Regions from separate parts of the Homo sapiens genome. Here region 1 is linked to region 2. Evidence: read pairs that join two places in POLR2A ChIA-PET (ENCODE). Cell type or tissue: GM12878. All regions are shown on one strand. Links, peaks and the distances in the headings refer to the core of each region. The heading gives the core; the rest is flanking DNA. Region 1 overlaps FECH (ferrochelatase). Region 2 overlaps WDR7 (WD repeat domain 7).

Region 1 (2,500 bases), core at 1-2,500, 570 kb before region 2:
TCTCCTGTCTCAGCCTGGAACTACAGGCACCCGCCACCACGCCTGGCTAATTTTTTTTTTTTTTTTGTATTTTTAGTAGAGATGGGGTTTCACCGTGTTAGCCAGGATGGTCTTGATCTCCTGACCTCGTGATCCACCCGCCTCGGCCTCCCAAAGTGCTGGGATTACAGGCATGAACCACCGCGCCCGGCCTTTCTTTTTTTTTTAACTCCTTAAATTTTGTGTAGAAACGAGGGTCTTGCTATGTTGCCCAGGCTGCCCCCAAATGTCTGGGCTCAAGCGATCCTCCCACCTCTGCCTCCCAAAGTGCTGGGATTACAGGTGTGAGCCACCACACCTGGCACTCCTTCCTTTTTTTAGGTTTGAAGGAGGAAATGTCATTTTATTACAGGTTGAGTACCCCTTATCCTGAATGCTTGGGACCAGAGGTGTTTTGGACAGATTTTTTTTAGGTTTTGGAATATACTTACTTACAGATTGAGCATTCCAAATCTGAAAATCTAAAATTCAAAATGCTCCAATGAGCATTTTCTTTGAGTGTCATGTCAGTGCTCAAAAAGTTTCAGGTTTTGGAGCATTTTGGATTTTGGATTTTCACATTTGGGATGCTAAACTTGTACCAGCAGTCAAACTGTGGAATGCCAAGGTTTCATTCTCATGCCCCATGGAATCCGATACAATCTCACTCATAAGGAATTAGGGCCATTGCAGCATGATTAGGAACCTGGTTAAATCCCACGATGAAGTTCAGAATTAAACTTAGTAAAAAAGGAGATGTGAGTTGGTTTGAGCCTTGGAATTGAATTTTTTTTTTTTTAAAACACCAACTCAAACCAGATGGAATTGAACTTCTTTATGGAATCTTTGCACTTCCACTTTGAGTTGGTAAAGATTATTCAGCATAAGCTGACATGATTGGCTGTGCTAGGAATGTGTACAATCTGGGTGGTTGGAAATCTAATGGCCTGGAGATATAATTCTCTTATATTTTACAGACATGCTAGGTGATAAAATCAGAGCAGGTATAGTTCCCGTCCTCTAGAAACTGACAATTGAAACTAACACCAGTACTAATCACATGGTGGACACTGCAGAACGCTTCACTCCTCTGCTCTACTCCTTTCAAGAATCCCTGTAGCAAGGTGTCATTTTACAGGTGGGGAAACTCAGGCTCAGGAAGACCTGGCCCCAGGTCACATTGCTAGTAAGTGGCAGAGCTGAATTCAGAGTCAGAGCTGCTTAACCCACAGCCTGAATTCCTCCTCAGGGCACCTTTGCCTCTTAGGAGGAGGAGGGCAGAAGGAGACTGATCGCAAGCTGGTTTCTAACCGGCTGGTTTGAGAATGGGGAAGAGGTCATGTGCATAGCACCAGGCACCACAGTAACCACCGTCTCACATGGCCATCTTCAGTACTTCCTATATGGCTTCAGTTTCATTTCACTGGCTGTTTAAGGACCAGTACTCTTCATATGACAGCTGAGTATGGCACATGATCTCCTCAATTCAGGTGGGTTCTTCAGACCCACTGCCACCTCCTGTGGGGCCCAGGACAAGGGTATACTTGAAGGCACATATATGGTATGTGGGATATAGCAAGCTAACAAACTGGGAAATATGTTCTGTCCTCCTATGTTGACAAATAGACCTTGATCACAACCTGGAAGGATGAGCTCTTGAACTCTCTGAGTTCCTGCAGAAGTGTAGAGGCCTTTGGAGAGTTGCCTCTGACTGACATGCTTTCCTGCTTCTCTTCTTGCCGCTGGCTCTTTCTGGCCTTGTGGGGAGCCTCACAGACAGCCTGGATGGACTCTCTGGTCTTCATGCCCAGTTCCACTCTTGCCCCTGCAAACAGCTATCTATCCCTTGGCCACCATTCAGGTCAAGACTTGATCCACTGATGGCACAACCTCCCTCAGGAGGATGGATCTGAAAAAATGCCTGCACAGACCCTGGGAGTGGGTGTGGAGCTTGGGGGACAGGGAATCCTGGGGCGCTGGGAGCCTGGTCTGGCACGTGGGATGTGGACTCCTGGGGTGGCATGTCTCCTTGGTGGTAGAGACTGCATACCCCGTGGGGTGGGGTGCAGTGGGAGGAGGGCCAGAACAGGCCCTGGGAAGCAGAGGCCCCTTGTCAAGGTTCAAGGGCAGTACTGGGTTCTCAGCACGAGTGCTTTCCGAAGAAGGCTTGGAGGCAGAAAGGAGAACTGCAGCTATTTGGAAACTGGCCCACTCGCCACTCCCGAAATCGGCGGCTTTTCACTTTTCTGCAGCCCCTTCTCCTTCCACAGGAGCAGCACGCTACTGTCAGTCATGTTGGTCTCGTGCAGGGGTTCTTGTGAGGGATTGTATCAAAATCTGCAGCCGAGGTGGGGAGAGGAGGTGTGTGTAGTTTCTAAAATGCTTCTCTGCAGGCTCTCATCGGCCATCCTAGGGGAGCGATCCTCCACCCCATCCCCTTGGAGAGGGCTTAAGTTCCTTTACCTGCCTGCAGAGAAATGCT
Region 2 (17,725 bases), core at 7,093-9,592:
AGGCAGATAATAACGCCATTAAAAAACAGATAATCTCATCTATGGCCGATTAGAAGGTTCAAGTCCAATTTAATTATCACGATGAACTAAGCCTTCTCAAGTCTCTTTGTGCATAGGCTCTTAAGATCACATGGTGTTGCCAAGAACACTGAAAGGTCACCCATTCTGCTGTGTGTGTGGACAGGGCTACGGTGAAGCAGGTCAGACAGATGAAAATCTATTCTGTTTTCAGATATCTCCAGAGAAAGATTCCCACATCTCCCCTGAGGACCCTTTTCAGTGTTTAACAATGTGTGCTGTCAGGGAATTTTTCCTTATATCAAATCTAAATCCAAAACACTGCAGTTGAAGCTTGCTTCCTCTGGTCCTGGCCTCAGTAGAGATGGAGAACAGCTGGTGACCAATCTTAGTGTGACAGCCTTTTAAAAGCTTGAGGACTGTTGCAGCAGCCTGCCCCCTCTTTTACTTAATTTTGTTTTCAGGATTAAAAAAAAAAAATCCCAGTGACTATAACCTTTCCTTTCAGGTTTTATTTCTCAACTTTTTAATAATTTCAGTGGATTTTCCTTAAACTCTCTCCAAGCTTTCCAATCAAGACATCTTAGAGTTGGATGGTATCTTTGAGGTCACCTTATTCAACTACATCTCATGATGTGGAATTTCTTTTCTTCCTTTTTTTTTTCTTTTGAGACAGAGTTTTACTCTTGTTGCCCAGGCTGGAGTGCAATGGCGCGATCTCGGCTCACTGCAACCTCCGCATCTCAGGTTCAAGTGATTCTCCTGCCTCAGCCTCCTGAGTAGCTGGGATTATAGGCACCCACCAACCGCCTGGCGAATTTTTTGTATTTTTAGTAGAGACAGGGTTTCTCCATGTTGGTCAGGCTGGTCTTGAACTCCTGACCTCAGGTGATCCACCCACCTCAGCCTCCCAAAGTGCTGGGATTACAGGTGTGAGCACCTGGCCTCAAGATGTGGACTTTCTTTTATTCCTTTTCTTCTTTTTTTTTTTTTTGAGATGGAGTCTTACTCTGTCACCTAGACTGGAATGCAGAGTGCAATGGCACGATCTCGGCTCACTGCAATCTCTGCCTCCAAGGTTCAAGTGATTCTCCTGCCTCAGCCTCCCGAGTAGCTGGGATTACAGGTGCATGCCATGACGCCCAGCTAATTTTTGTATTTTTATTGGAGACAGGGTTTCCCCAAGTTGGCCAGGCTGGTCTTGAACTCCTGACCCCAAGTGATCCACCTGCCTCGGCCTCTCAAAGTGCTGGGATTATAGGCGTGAACCACTGTGCCCAGCCAAGATGTGGAATTTCAAACCAGACTGAGTACTGGAATTAGATCAGATGTCATTACAGTTTCTCATAACCCTATGCAGCCTGGCCAGCATATGCTTATTTTATCAGAAAACAGCAATTGTGGCTGATGATCACCATTAAAAGATAATTTACTAGAACTCCTTGAAAAGGAAAAACTCGTACAGTTGTTGGCATGCAGATGGCTGCATCTGCAGTGCTCCCCGTTATCTTTAGGAGAGTGAGATGTGCACACCTAAGCCAATGGACAGTGTCTTGGGGCTGCAGAAACATCTTGAAGAGGCATCCACTGACAAAAACCCAGATGATCAACCCCTGCTCTAAAGCCTCTTCTATCACTTTCCAAAATACATTAGTACTCATTTTGCACCCTGTTTATTTTCATTAAACATGTACTCCCATTCATTTATTGCTCGTTAACCCTCTTCTATTTCTCTCTTCTCCAATTTACTAATTCTCAACACTTACATCATATCACCTGGGTGCTTAAAGAGGTTAGTTTCTGTCTCACCATTGGGTCTTGATAAAATTGCATCATATAACGTAATACTTTAATTTAAAACAAAAAGTGGATTTAGCAAAGGTCAACTATAAAACAGTTGTCGTCATCCTTGAAATAAATTTTAAAATTGTACATGGAAGGGTAAACATGCATTACTATGCTATACCACAGAACAGTGGTCCTCAACCCCTGGACCATGGACTGGTACCGGTCCATGGCCTGTTAAGAACCAGGCCGTACAGCAGGAGGGTGGGTGACAGGTAAGCAAGCCTCTGCCTCCTGTCAGGTCAGTGGCAGTGTTAGATTCTCATAGGTGTGCAAACCCTATTGTGAACTGTGCATGCGAGGAATCTAGGTTGTGCCCTCCTTATGAGAATCTAACTAATGCCTGATGATCTGAGGAGGAACAGTTTCATCACAAAACCATCCATCCCACTCAGGTCCATGGAAAACTTGTCTTCCATGAAACTGGTCCCTGCTGCCAAAAAGGTTGGGGACTGTTGCTATAGAGAATTCAAAAAGCATACTAAGAAGGCAAACTTTTGTAGCATGTATGATATGCCAGGTGCTGTTCCAGACACTTTTACATAAACTTTTTAATCTTTACATATCAACCCAATGAGATAAGCAGACTATGTTATTCCCCACCTCATAGATGAGGGGACCGAGGCACAGGGAGGTGCGATAACTTGTTTGGGTTAGAATCCAGGCAGTCTGGGGCCAGAGTCTGCTGCCTCACAGAATACCAGGTAAAAGAAAGCTATGAACTGCTGGATCTTCAATTTCCGTAGCTTGACTTTCCTACAGCTGAGAAAGTCTTATGTATATTATACACTAACACTTATAAGTGACTTCGCCACACCAAATAACAAAGACCTTGAGTGATGTCTGGTGGTGCTTGGAGGCTGGGTGCAGCCCCAGCCCAGGCAGCTACAGCAGGGCTGCTTGGAAACAAGAGCTTGTGGCGGTGCTGGAGCTTGCCCGGCAGAAGTGTCCGTCTCCTCATTCTGGACAGGCAACAGTCAGCCAGGCCACCTTGCAGACCCTTCTGAATTTCAGGGGACCTCGCAGAACCCCTAGACTCCCAACCCCATGTGGCATGGAGGTGGCTTCCACATACACAGGAAGGTCCCTGGATTGGCCCAACCTCCCTTCCTATCCTGGTGCTGTCCTGGTCCACGGCAATCTCCCCTACCCTGCCATCCCTGTGAGGACGGCTGGGATGACAGCACTGCCTGGGACATAGGAAGCCCATTTTCCCAGGGTAGTCCTGCCTTCGTGTGGGGTGAGGCAGGGTCCACTGGCCCACTGTCACAGTGAGGATGAAGAAACACTCTTTTATTTGACCCACCTCCAGGAGTTCAAACCTCTTAAAACAGAGTTGTCCTGGCCTTCTTCACTGGCTAAGGAGGAGGAAGGCACCTGTGTTGATTTCCCCAGATACCCAGGCCAGGTTACAGAGATGGTAGCCCCATCTCTCTCACCAGCAGCCTCCCTCCCTGGTCCTCAGTGCCTGAAGGTTTTCACCCTCCCATCAGCTTGTCTGTACCCCCAAAGAGGCAATATCTTCCTACAAGGACCATAAATAAGCACTTTTTAAGTAAAGGATAATTAGAGTTAGGAACCTGTTTCTTTCTCACTTGGGACGCAAAATATAAAAACTAAAAATATCGACCAAAATGGAAGTACATGGTAAATGCAATCCTAAAACTCTCTAGTATTGAAAAGAACTCAGCTTTTCTTATTGGGTGTACTATCTCCTATAGTCTACGCACATAAGACTAGATGCTGCCCTTTGGCAGTTCTACAATGATTTTGAACAGAGATTTGAGAGTTGAAAACCGAGTGTTTATCTCTATAATTTCTTTTCTTGATGGAGGGCTGAGGCAATGCTTTTTATTCACATTATGCCAACTTTATGTTATAAAGTCAACCTGTTTTGGCATTTTCCAAGCCAAGGTATTGAAACTATTCAATGAATTATTTTCTATCACCATCTAATTGAAAAGAATATATATTCAGAGGGAAAAACAAGTAGACTTGATATCATTTTAACATCTTAATGGAAAATAGATTTAAGGATAAATATAATAAAGTGAGCTATCTTAAGTTTTATTGTAAGATATAATGCCTCAAGTAAACAGGCTCTCTTTATTTCTTAAAACTAGCTTCAGTGTTTACTGCTCATTTTCAGTTACTAAAAGTTACGTATATGTCATTCGAGGACAAACTGACATTGATGAATTGAAAGAGCTTTTCACTACCTACATATTGACAATCCTTATGATGCAAGTAATAGTTTTCAATATTTCTTCTGTGGGGGGGTTATATATTAACATGCATGTGCATATGCACATATACACATACAACACCCTTATCTAGGAATAGTGAGAATCAAAATACATGCTCAAAACTATTGTATTATTGTAATTTTGACATTCCTAATAAGTTTTTTATGGTATCGAGGCTTATATTTTCACTAAGATCCTTTATAAATTATCAAAATTATTTTTAAAAGGAAGTTTTATGAATAGAAAAATAGAGAATAAACATTTAAGCCAATCGTTGCTTACCAAACTTAAAAACGCTGTAATCATCATACAGCAAACTCTAAAAAATAGGTACTGATTTTAGGAGCATTTTCCCTTCGATTTAACTGGGAAACTTCCAGATTCAAAGAAAAGTTCTCCATCAATTAGACATTAATTCACCTATTAATGTCTAAGCCCTTCTTTCCCCTTTTCTTGCTGCAGATAATCAGGAACTAGCCTTGCTCTTCCCTGTTCTTCTGATTTATTAGGCCCAATATTTCCAGGATAAAGTAACAATAGAATATCCAATTAAATTATACATAATTGATATGTCTTTTCTTTGCATGTTGAAATGATTAATTATATAGAATCATACTTTGAAAATTAGGTTTGCTAAAAATCCCAAACATCACAAGTTAATATATTATATGATCACCACCAATTTTTGGCTAATAAAATGACAGCAGTATGTTTGTACTGTACAACTTTTAGACTCAATAATGATTAAAAAAGCCTAAAGACATAAATGAAAACATAACGTTTTGATATAATTTAACATTTAAAAATATAATTACACAGCCATACTTAAAGATGATTCATGGACACTCTACTGCTGAATACTAATATAATTTAGATAAATGTGGTTGTTTTAAATAAAAGAATAGTGAATAAATTATCAAATATTTACACTGCTCATATGAAATATTTATTAAAGTTTCACTTGCATATGCCTAAAAAGTCACACAAAATGTTTTCTTCAGATCTGGGCAAACCCAAAGCTAAATGTTTTTTTCAGTATTTCTAATAGAAAACTATTTGAACACATGCTAGAAGTCTTATACTGTGCTATGAAAATAAATCCCTCCCCTCCTGCTTCCACATGGAGTTCCTCAGCAGCATGAATGGTCTTGATTATCTCCACCCTTTCTAGACATTTCAGGCTTTTACATGGCAGGACTTCAGCAGACACATGTACACACTAACTCACTGGACAGCAATCACATTCCTAAGTAAATGTCCGTCATGATGGGACTTGGCATTTTCGTGGGTTTTGATTTGGGTTATGGTTAACGGAAGATGGTTTGGTTAGAGCAGTAGGTCAGGATCTTCACATGTGTTCCCGCTCCTTTGTCACCTCTCCTTTGCCTGGTATAGTGCCTGGTGACACAAAATTGTCTGATGTAGATTATAAAGCTAGGGAATTTATATTTTTTGAAATTATGTTTCAAAAGTATTTAACATTTTCACCATTCTGAAAAGAGAAATGCTTGAAAGTGTTACATTACAACATAAAATAAAATTCTAAAATTCATACATATATTAACCAACATTACCATACCTTTGGATTCATGTTTATTTTGGATAATGATAGAACATATTCACTAGGACACATTACAGATTTAGAAATTTTACACTTTTATGTGTAGTTTATTATGCCTCTTCCACTTATTAAAACTGAAAAATTAGATTAGTCTGGAACATAACCTAATTTATGTTGTATGTTGTTCTGCATTACAAGGTTCATTCCTTTTGTTAAGAAATACCAAGTTATTTAGTCATGTAACCAAACACCACCTGTTCCCCCAAAACCTATTGAAATAAAAAAACAAAAAGTGAATTCCCTTGATGATGGTGACTTCTTAGAGACTGATCTAGAATGAATACCTTCTAACTTAAAGCTCCTTTCACATTTTTACTTTTCCCAATACAATTTTAATAGTAAAACAATTGCATTGTTCAAAATAAATGCAATAAAAATATAAAGAAATACCAAGTTACAAAAAGATAAAATTAACCTTCTACTTTTGATATAACATCCAACATTTTTCTATTAAAATCATAATATTCATAAAATATGCAATATATGTCTTTTTTTCACATAGCAATTGCATTTGCAAATCTCCCAGAGTAATTACTGTGGCAAAATAACACTGACATTACTTGTCAGTCCTCTGACTTATACTTAGACTATCCACTTTCACTTAGTGGATTAAAATTTGTCTTTGCTGGTTTTATGAATAGGTAAAATTTTCTGATTTGCTTATTTGTAAAATAATATTATCTGTCTTGCCTACCTCATGGGATTAAATAGTTTTAGGAAAATGTAGTTAAAAATATTTACTGAGATTTTTGTTTTAGGTCCTGTGCAAGATATCAGAGTATAAAGATGAGATAGGACCCCTGCCAGTGAATCTAGGAATGGGAGACCAACAGGTTGACAGTAAGCGACTATGGTATGGTGCAATCAACAGCGTAATAGAGATGTGCTGAAGATGTCACAGAAACACAGACGAGGAGACAGTAGTTTCTGTCCAGCGGCAGGAGATGTCAGAAAAAGGTACAGAGAGAAGGTTGTATTTGAACTGAGCTTTAAAGGACCACCAGAAGTTGGTGAGAAGAACAAGAGATGAGTCTAAGCAAACATGTGCCAAGTGAAGACTTCAGAGGGGTCCAAGAAAACGGCCAGCACTCCCGTGTCACTCTGCCTAGGGGAGCACCAGGGGGCGAGGAGAGGTGGAGACAGGCAGGCTTGAAAACGAGGCAGAAAGGCAGCTATGGCCAGGCTATAAGCCGCCTTCTTGTGGTGTCAAGAAATGTGGACTTAATTCATAGTCAATAGAGAGTTTTCTGAAGTTTTTAAATATGAGAATGGTCAGATCAGACTAGTTTTAAGAAAATTCTGCAGAGGGTGGAGAAGAGGGAAACAGAAAGGAAGAAGGACTTGTTGGGAAGCAAATGTAGCAGAGAAATGGGGAGCTGAATGAGGAAGTGGGCATGGACAGGAAGGAGAGGGCAAGCGGGGCTGGTGGTGCTGCTGTGACCTGGACAGGGAAGGCACAAACGAAAGAAGACCCTGGGGAGGGCGCGGCGGATAGGGATCAGTGGGAAGGTGTCAGAGGAAATAATGAGCTCAGTGTGAGAATTCAGGTGGAGGGACTGAGCACACAGAAATATGTTAGAGAGTGAGGAAAATGAATTTGGAGCTTAGGAACAGGTTTATGAAAAGAAAGGCAGATTTGGGAGGAACCAGCACATAGAGAGATGTGGAAGGAATAGACCCTGCACTCAGCCCTGTTCCTGGTACACAGCAGCTTCTCCAGGAATGTTTGTTAAAAAATCCAATGTAAATGGTTGAGAAAGTCCATGAAGAGTAGATAGAGTGAAAAGACCAAAAGGATGAGGATAAAACGACAGGAGACACTAGCAGTATAAGGGGTGGGCAGAAAAGAAAGACCTGGGCTCATTGTACACATTGTAGACCTGAAATATAATATTTTATCTAATATTTTATTTTTAAATTAAATATTTCAAGGTTGTTCCCAATGTACAAATCACCTTTAAAAGAGGATTTTGTGATAAATTAATGTAGTTAATAACAAAATTGCTTTGAAGGTTGACAGTATTTAAACTTTTAAATGATAACCCTTTATCAAGTAGTAATTATCTGACTCAGAGATCAGAAAATCAATTATTAAAAAGTCAAATTTCTGCAATCAAAAACATATATTTGAATTAAATTTAACATTTTAATCTACAAATACTTGCCAACTCAAAACACTCTAATTTCTCTAATTTTAACTTTAAATTTCATCAGTTATCCACAAATTATGTTTTAGAAAGCCCAATGTATAATATACTTAAGATTTCTCCAAGTATAATTATTTTTTTCTCCAAGTATAATTATAAAAAGAAAAAATATACTATTAAACATTAGGAGGCCGGGAGCGGTGGCTCACGCCTGTAATCCCAGCACTTTGGGAGGCCAAGGCGGGTGGATCACGAGGTCAGGAGATCGAGACTATCGTGGCTAACATGGTGAAACCCCGTCTCTACTAAAAATACAAAAAATTAGCTGGGTGTTGTGGCGGGCGCCTGTAGTCGCAGCTACTCGGGAGGCTGAGGCAGGAGAATGGCGTGAACCCGGGAGGTGGAGCTTGCAGTGAGCTGAGATTGGGCCACTGCACTCCAGCCTGGGTGACAGAGCGAGATTCCGTCTCAAAAAAAAAAAAAAAAGTTAGGAAAGATAACAAAAAAGGAATTAAACTGGAACTTGTATATATTTGTGGATGTACATGCCTGTATACATACATACACACATATGTACTGGTTGCTCACTTAGATATGCAGATTCTTCTCGAACACACAAAAAAATTAACCAAATTAATGACTTTAAAAAATCTACATTAGTGATCATAATCACCAATTTGGTTTTGATACAAATTTCAATTAGTCTCTGTATTCATAAGCTAGAATCAATGCAAAAAATGCTGGATACTTTACTACTAATTATAGCCACACAATTCATATTTATATAAGCATTCCCTATAGTTTGGCCAAAGGTAATTTACCTGAATGAAAGGGAAAGTGAATATCCTATCACTAAAATTAAATTTTAGAGGAATATCTATTTAATGTTCTTAAAGTGGGAGATATATTGGCTTAAACCTTTGTATCTTTAATGCAATCATACTGCCTAATGATAAGCAAAACTAAAAGGTCAATTCATTACAAAATTCAATATTTGGACCATCAAACTCTTTAGTACTTAATAAGCAATTAATATTTGTCAATGAAAAATGTTGTGGTAATACAGGTGAAAATCAATAACACAAGCCCACTTGTTGCACTACCACTGACAAGCTATCTAAATAACTACAATCTTGAAGAAAAAAAAAAAACTGCTTTGATGTTTTAACTTATGTTCTTTCCAAGCAGACGTGAATCCTGTGATGCTCTCTGTTTATAACACAGAATGCACTTTGTTAGTAATCTGCTCATAATTACTATCATGCATGTGACCCAGAGACGTGTGCCTTAAAATAACATTCTATGCCTTATTACAGATGCTATTAAGGGCACACTTTAATACTATGCATGCTAATTTTATTCACTTTAAAGAAAAAAGCATCTAAAACTCAACCAGAAGCTTTCCATTTAATATAATATTTTCCTTTAGGAGTAAGTATATGAGAAGGTAGTTTGGACACACTTCTGAGGCTTAAAAGACTTTATATATGAACTTTGCATTAGCAAAAATAATTTTTAGTAGAAGCATAATTTTTATTTAGACCAAGCTTGTCCAACCTGTGGTCTATGGGCCACATGCGGCCCAGGATGGCTTTGAATGTGGCCCAACACAAATTCATAAACTTTCTTAAAAGATGAGATTTTTTGTTTTTAGCTCATAAGCTAGCATTAGTGTTAGTATATTTTATGTGTGTGGACCAAGACAATTCTTCTTCTTCCAGTATGGCCCAGGAAAGTCAAAAGATTAAGACACCCCTGATTTAAATATTTTTTTCTTTGAAAAACACCGGGAAAAATATAAAAAAAGAAACTAAAAATTACCTATAGTACTACTATTTTTGGGGTACTTATAATAAAACTGAAAACCCTACCCAAATATACTTACTCATCAAATCCCATCCCTCAGAAGAACCACCATAAGTCACTGGCTTACAGTCTTCCAGATTTCATATTAGCTTGTCTTTGAAATCTTAAAGTTTATCAGATTTTCCTGGTATAAACAATTTCATACTCCTATGCACTATTTTATTTTTCCATAAAAATATTTTACTTGCTCAGAGATGAGAGTCATAGTTGCCAGATCACTTTAAATGTTGAAATTAAAATTATAACATTACATGGTAAGTGTAATATTATATGGTAAATGCATGCTCCCTAAAACTGTGCTTCTGCTTTTTTTAAAAAAGGAAGATTATTAACAAAAAAAATTATTTAACATACATTTAGTTGCTTTTATAGTTTAGAAATGATAAGGACATCATTTTTTTAAACAGTTTTTTATAATATGATAATAGTTTTATGCTAAACATTTCTATTTAACAGTCAATTGAGATTAGTGGTTAGATACAGCATTGTACATTAAGATGCCTGACACGGTATTATAAAATACAGATTTTTAATTTATGACTGTTCAGGTGTCAGAGTTTATAACTGCTTTGCCAAAGGTTAAATTACAAAGGAAGTCAACCAGGAAACCCAAGAGTACTCTTTAAATATGATACAGGCCTTCAACTCAAGGTGTGAGTACGAGTTAATACAGAACTACAAATGCCATTTATGGGTTTCATCTTTGGAAAGTTTAGACTTCACTGAGAAATCTGACTCATACTTCCTGTTCCAGCTATGAAAAACTCAGAACTCAATGTCATAATGGGCTCACTGAAAGGCAAATTCTGCTTGCAAAGTTAAAAAAGAGTGAAACTGTAAGAACTGTTTTGATCTGTAAAATATTGATAACTAATATAACTTTAAATACAAGAAATCCTTCTATTTGTAGTTCTGTATATTTACTGTGTCACTCCTGGCTATTCCGTATGCAATGTGGTAATTTTTAAAATGACCTGCTAGTGACATTTTTACGTTTAGTAGGTTGCAGTGTTTCCACATGGGCAGCCATCAAATGAGAGGTCCTAAAGTTTGTTTGGAATTCAGTTGTTTGGAACTCTGCACACCTTTAAACAGGAACAATGCGACAGATAGATTTCTGGGCCAGTTTCCAAAAGCCAAGAGAATTCTTAATGTTGTAGAATTTATAGTGCCAGTTCAATCTCCTAAGTACTATTTATAATAGTTTCTATGGGGAAAAGCATTTCAAGGTCCAAGCCAGCCCCAAGGAACTTAATTGTCTACTGTAGACACCAGAGACATATAACTTCTAACATCTCTGGATATACAGGAGGAATATATGTGTGGTACTAGGCCAGGGTGGTATGTGTGGGATGTCAGAGGGAAGTATGAGATTACCTATCTGGAGCTCCTAGATATTAGATTCATCCAAAGCTCTAAGCTAAAATCAGGGAGACATTCATTTACCTCCTCCTACACCCATAACCTCAGGTAGAAGTTAAATTATGGGATTACTGTGTAGGCCAGGTGAGAAACCTTGGAGATTTTCTGGGTATGAATGATTACAAAGGCTAGGGTGTGTGTGTGCGCGCACACACACATACACACATGTGGAGGGTATAATATAATGCGGAGGGTATGATATAACATACATATAATGTGAAGGGTATAACACACACCCTCCATGCGGAGGGAATACTATATTCAAAAGCCTAAAGGAAGGAGAGTATAGCTTGTTGGGGAAAAACAAACAAACAAAAAGCCCTCCAGAATGATCAATATTTACAGTGCAAGGAATGAAGTGGAGTCAGATAAGCATAGTTGGCAAATTAGTCTGAAGACAGACCATAAAGGGCCCCGTGATTTTCTGTGAATATGCACTGTGAACACATATTTAACGTAAGGATTATTAAATCCAACAATCATAATATTTTAAAAAATATTTACTGAAAGATTCGTGTGATCCAAATCATTACATTTTGCATCTAATTTAACTTTGAAAAGACAGCTATTTAATACTAGATTAATCCCTGAACATTTTGCTATTTATGGAGATCAAAAACCTGAGTAACAACATGGTTTTGTTCATTCTATATTTAGAAAGTGTGTTTGAGTTTTGAGTAACAAAATGGTGAATAACTAGATCACTCTCTCTGAGTAATTAGAGAGTGCTTTTTAAAGGACTTTTTAAAGGACTTTAAAAAGAGTGCTTTTTAAATGTTGTTCAAAAAGTAACAACATTTCCTTTGAATTGAGGCAGATCTAAAAGCAAAATGTCCTTTTTTGTATTTTTTTAGTATAATTTCTATTTCAAACATAGCATTAGTCTTAAATTGATAATAGCTTTGTTTTGGAATGCTTAGATTTATAAAAGTTCTTTATGAATTTTAAACACTGAAGAAGCACAAAACACAGAAGGGGTAATTACTGAAGTTCATCCATGTTTAAGTTTGGCTTCTGTGGACACTGTAATAAATCTATACTAATGCATCTCACAAATGCCTCATAAATTTACATCTTCTTTGATTTCTCAACAATTTTCAACAATAGCAAGATGAAACTGCAGTGAAATATCAAGATGTATAATTTACATAAATGTTGTATAAAATTAATAACTGATTTTTTAAAGTCAGGCATCTTTGCACTGATTATTAGAACTGTTTAGAATGTGAACTGAATGACTTTTGATGGCTGCACACTCAAGGACAACAGTGAGTGACCTTGAACAGCAGTGTATAAAAATACATTTATCACTGAAATGGCATGCTGGCTGCCAGTCAATATATGCCTCTCATTTGTTAGGAGGCTCTCCTGCTGTGATTCCCTCATTACAATTTTGCTTTTACTTCCTGGGCAAATGACAACTAGAAAATGAGGCGGTTTCTTTCTTGACCAAACTTAATCCAGAAAAAATGAGCTGACAGCTGCAGCCATTCAAGTGTTACAGAACATTTTACACGTTTGTAAAAGACATGATTATATATTCTAAATACTATATCACTAAATGTGACAGCCAACAAGTTATCTTACTTTCTTAGTCTCTTTTCGCTTATAGAATAGCTTCTTATATCCTCTTCAATCTATTTTTCTAATTAAATAATTTCTGGTGTAGGATGCGATAAACAGTAATTCAGAGACACATTGTGGAAAACTTTCCTGGATACTTAACAAAAATGTATGCAGCTAAAGTCTGACTACAGAAATAACTCCTGTCCTAGTTTTTATGATAATTATTTTCAATGCACAGTTTACATTTTTCTAGGATGCAAAAATAGGTATCCATTTAGATAATTTATTTGTACTATATGTATGTTCATATCAATAAAGAAAATTATAGTACAGTCACATATAGGTTTAAGTTATGTTTAATTTTTTTATGTAAGCATTTTCTGACCCAAAGATTTCTAGTCTGGGTTCGAGACAACTCAGGGCATAGTACATTATCATAGACACTATGAAATTATCACAAAATGCTGAAGCTCAAAACAATTTTTCCTTTTATTTAAAAATATAGATATTATTATGGAAAGCACCTCAGGAGGGGTAAAACAAAGGGAATGAAAACCTGAACAAACAATAATAAGGTTTAGAAATAAACTCCAAAAGTAATGACTGCTCTAATCATGGGTATTTTTGCTTTTCCTTTATTTAACATGGTTAAAGAATTTCGGTTCCAGTGTAGACAGGCCCAGTTTTCTAGTTAGGGTTCATATTTGGTATTCTATATCCAGAAATTTAATATTAGTTCTTAGTAAGGAAACAGATTGAAATACAGGTTAGGCAGATAAACATAAACGTGATGCTAAGAGAAACAAGCTAGACACAAACAGTTACATGCTGTATGATTCCATTTATATAAAATTCTTAATCAGGCAAAAACCACAGTGCAAGAAAGATTGGTGATTGTCAGGGGAAGAGGACTGACTGCAAAGGGGCAGAAGGACACTTTTTGGGTAATGGATATGTTCTTATCCTGATTATGGTGGTGGTCACATGGTTGTATACATTTGCTACCACTTATCAAACTGTGCACTTAAAACAAGTGAAGTTATTTTATGTGTATTTTACCTCATTAAGGCAGTTACCTATGCCACATGCACAGAAAAATAGATACATCAGGAAAGAGTGAGTTGGAGCTTTTGTTGCTCCTGCCTGGATCCACTGAGAAATGAACATGCAAAAGGCTCACTATTGAGAGCACAAGGCTAAGGCTGTTCCCCAGAACGCATTTTCAAGTTTTCCATCAGGTCTCAACCGACAGTGCTCCCACAATTTCCCTTGGGGAAACTTAACCACAAGCTACCATTTCTCGGTAAGGATGCCTTTCCTGTAAATCTGCTGGAAGTGTTCTTCTCCTTGAATTCTTGTTCATCACTCTCTAGTAGATTTGTGTATGCCACAAGTGATATATACATATTTTTTAAATATAAGCTAGACATTTTTGCTTAATTTATATTACTAGCTATTGATTCAGGATTGCTTGTCCAAACCATTCTTAATGTTTTTATTTTTGGGCCCTAAACATAAACTTACATCTCTCTCTCTCTCTCTCTCTCTCTCTCTCTCTCTCTCTCTTTTGTAGAGATGGGGTCTCATGGTTTTACACTATGTTGTCCAGGCTGGTCTCCAACTCCTGGGCCCAACTGATCCTCCCATGTTGGCCTCCTAAAGTGCTGGGATTCACTATACATGGCCCTACATTTACATCTCTTATTGTCCACTAATATTTATATTCAACTGAAAAGCTAAAGAATTTAGAGAAATATTTTTAAAATTCCAGAATATATAAACCTCTATACGCTAAAGATTCTACACCAGAAATTTATTAAGAGCTATCTTTAATAAACAGCACAGTCCCAGAATTGACAGTCTAGCTTTTACAAGAAGAAAGCTTTTGAACATTTTCTAGAACAACAACCAAACTATAAGAAAATAATACAATCATGCACTTCCTGTGTGCATCACTGCAGTTTTAAAAGGGCTTTCCTCTTCTCTGAAGGCTTGTGAGTAGAGAGTAATCAGTTAAATAGTGCTGTTTGAGCTTACAAATGTTCAATGAGCAAATTCTCTTCCAAAAATAGATTACAAAACCACTAAAAAACAAAATGATTATGGCCCATTAGAAAAAATAAATCTTTTTACAGAATATGGTACATATAGCTAAAATAACCCAACAAAGGGGCACAGGAAACAAAAATAATATTCAATGAAGGCAGAAAAAAATCAATATTTTTATATCGTGCTTAATTGACACCTTTTTTATTAAGAAAAACAGGAAATTAAATAATACAGGATCAGTGGAAATCAGCAAGAATACGATTCATTAAGCCTTCTCTTCTTCTTGGCCACTGAATTACTTCTGGTTTATAACAGGCTTTTAAAAGTATAAATGTGATTTTAGTTAATTAAATACAAATACTAATAAATCTCTTTTAAACTACTTCATAAAGGGAAGGATTATACTGTCAGGATTTTGGTTTACTGACATTCTCCCTGAATGTTTCCATACTAGAGCTCTTATTCTATGACTAAAAATATTTGGATACTTCCAATTCTTCATGCCCAGTCTGCTCCCAGCTGAGGAAATTGTGGTACGCTGGCCAGCTGCAGCACTGTTCCAGGTCCAGAGGATAGGAATTTGTCACAGAGAATTCTGCCTCAAATGCAACTGAAGTGGAGGGAATTTTGTTGACAGGAGAAGCTCATAGCGGTCAAAAGATGGGAGATCCCTTCTGTTCAGAGAACTATCTTGACAAGGCCTTGGGTGGTCCGTTCTCTAGGGGGGTTTTCTAGCAGTCCTATTTCTGCCCCAGCTACAAGGTTCTCCGCAGTTTTCTACTTTTCTTGCCATCCTTCCTCCTGTCTCCTTGGTATTGTTGGATTTATTGTATAAGATGATAGTGTAAGAGCATTAAATTTGCATTAGTTTCTGTTATTTTTCCTTAGTTGTTTTCTCTACTATAATATATCTCTACCTTTTCTCAGCTGTCAACACAAAGAACATCTTTCCTTGATAAGTGCCCACCACCCTTTTTTCTAGAGATTTTTCAAGGACTTAGATAGCCCAGACTAATATAGGGGCTGACATCATGGAGAAAGATTAAAAATAATTTTTTACTTCTCTTTCCTATTATTTTAGTCACCTCAGAATAAGTGGTTTAAAAGAGTTCTATGGATTTCTCTTTCTGTTCAACTGAAGTTTAATACATAAACCATTATCACTACTTCATATATATTTCCTAATATTTACTTATTCCTAAAATATTTATCTCTAATATCTCCACCCATCTAACAAATTTAACTTTTCTATATTTCTGTATTCAAAAACATTCCCCCAAACCCTAAATTCTTCACCAGGCTTCTTCTAACACACACAGTACAAAGAAACCAGATGGATTTTGTAGAATATGAAAAGACTTAGAACTCTGTTATTGTTTGCCATGCAGCCTCACATCAAACTAAAAGGTTATACTGTGAGGATTTCATTTCACTGACAGCCTCTGTAAACTTCTTCACACTATATTTGCGAATATAAGATTCCATAAATATTTTCATAACTCTGACTTCTTCCTGCAGGACATCCCCAGACATTGGAAATTGGAAATAATACCTTATATATGACACATTATTCATACTAGTAGTTGGAAAAACTGTTGCTAAAAGCTTGTTTTCTTCAGCTATTAAGCGCTACGATGTACCATCAAGAACTTGGGACAATCAAGAATAAGGCCTGCCATTTCTTAAGTATTCAGTATTTTTAAATTTTTAAAATATATGCTCTCATTTTATAAGTAGAATAATCACTTATTTCTCTTATATAAATAGCCACTTAAATCACATTCAGACCCACAAAAAAAGACTATTCCTTGGGTAAGAAAGATGACATTCTATGTACACAATTTAGTACATTTAATTTTTAGTGACTTGCTTTTGTATAATGACATTTTACAAAGATTTTAACAGTTATTGTATCATTTGATGGCAAACTCATTGAAGTGGACCTTCTAGCTTCAGCTCATATTCCTTAATAGAATTCTATGTGGGATGTGCTATAAAAGCAAACAGCAGAGTAAAGAAGTACAGAAGTTAAACGATTAATTCAAAGCTACTAAGACCACTGTTTTCAAGTCTGCTGATAGAGTTTAACTCTTTCCCTGCAGATCATTATGTCCCACGAAGTATGCCCCGACTCCCATGTTTTAGGAAGGTCTACTTTGGCCCAATGTTATCAAATAGAACCCATAAAATACCTGCATTATGCCTACAATTGCAGAGTCAAATATATGTGCAGAGAGATGGCAGCAGTTGACCTTTGCTGCTGTGATGCCCAGTGAAAATCCTGGGGAACGAGCACAGCTCCCAAGAGACCCGAGTTTAAACCCAATCTCTCATGGGTCTGAGAGAGTAACACAGGCACAAAAATTACGGATACCTAAGTCTTCACTGCTTATACCTTGGGGCTTTTTGATATCAAACTTTTGAAAAATGACCTCAGCACTCTCCTCCCAGGTTTTAGAAGCCCCATGATGTCCAAATATACACCTGATTTGTCTTCACTCCTTTGCTTTGTTTTGCACAGAACATAAAGAAAGCCATACATGATAAGAAGTGTGGCTTCTCCGCTGCTCTTCATCCTTCCTGGAAAGATGATCAAGAAAAATGGCTTATCTAATATCAGATCCAGGAGGAAGGAAAGTTTTATAACACAGACACATACACGTTTATGATTTAATCAGGAGACATATAATTGAATTTAAAAAACTGCAAAGGAGAAAGGCTGATTACCTTCTCCAACACTTTTAGCTCTTGCTATATACATTTTACATCCCACTGTTATAGGCCGCTATTTGCTCATCTGTTTATACTCTAAGTAATTTATTCATCTTTCTTCTGAAAAAGATGGAATCTAGAGATCAATCCAAGTGCCAAAAAAAATCCCAAGATGAATTAAAATATATTTTTTACAAGGAGTGAATAATTTTCAAAGGCTTTAAAAAAAGCTG

The links. Peaks named below come from ENCODE experiments on the same cell type or tissue, not always from the same donor. Only the 100,000 strongest peaks of a DNase experiment are listed, where the experiment ranks them.
Region 1: POLR2A ChIA-PET joins it to region 2 with 6 read pairs; 4 of 35 experiments call an interaction of 5 or more read pairs at or near these places.

The regions. Positions count from the first base shown.
Region 1 is chr18:57,580,324-57,582,823 of GRCh38, reverse strand. The region is part of intron 1 of FECH (ferrochelatase); the gene reads left to right. Among named protein-coding and RNA genes, the nearest start is that of FECH, 5.1 kb to the left of the region's middle. RefSeq lists enhancers at 1,346-1,525, 1,546-1,605. In GM12878, for the core only: no CTCF peak of the experiment used is centred there; a DNase peak (open chromatin) is centred at 1,403; H3K27ac peaks cover 242 bases.
Region 2 is chr18:56,997,620-57,015,344 of GRCh38, reverse strand. All of the region lies in intron 26 of WDR7 (WD repeat domain 7), which reads right to left. Among named protein-coding and RNA genes, the nearest start is that of WDR7-OT1, 33 kb to the left of the region's middle. RefSeq lists enhancers at 2,425-2,925, 10,318-10,367. In GM12878, for the core only: no CTCF peak of the experiment used is centred there; no DNase peak of the experiment used is centred there.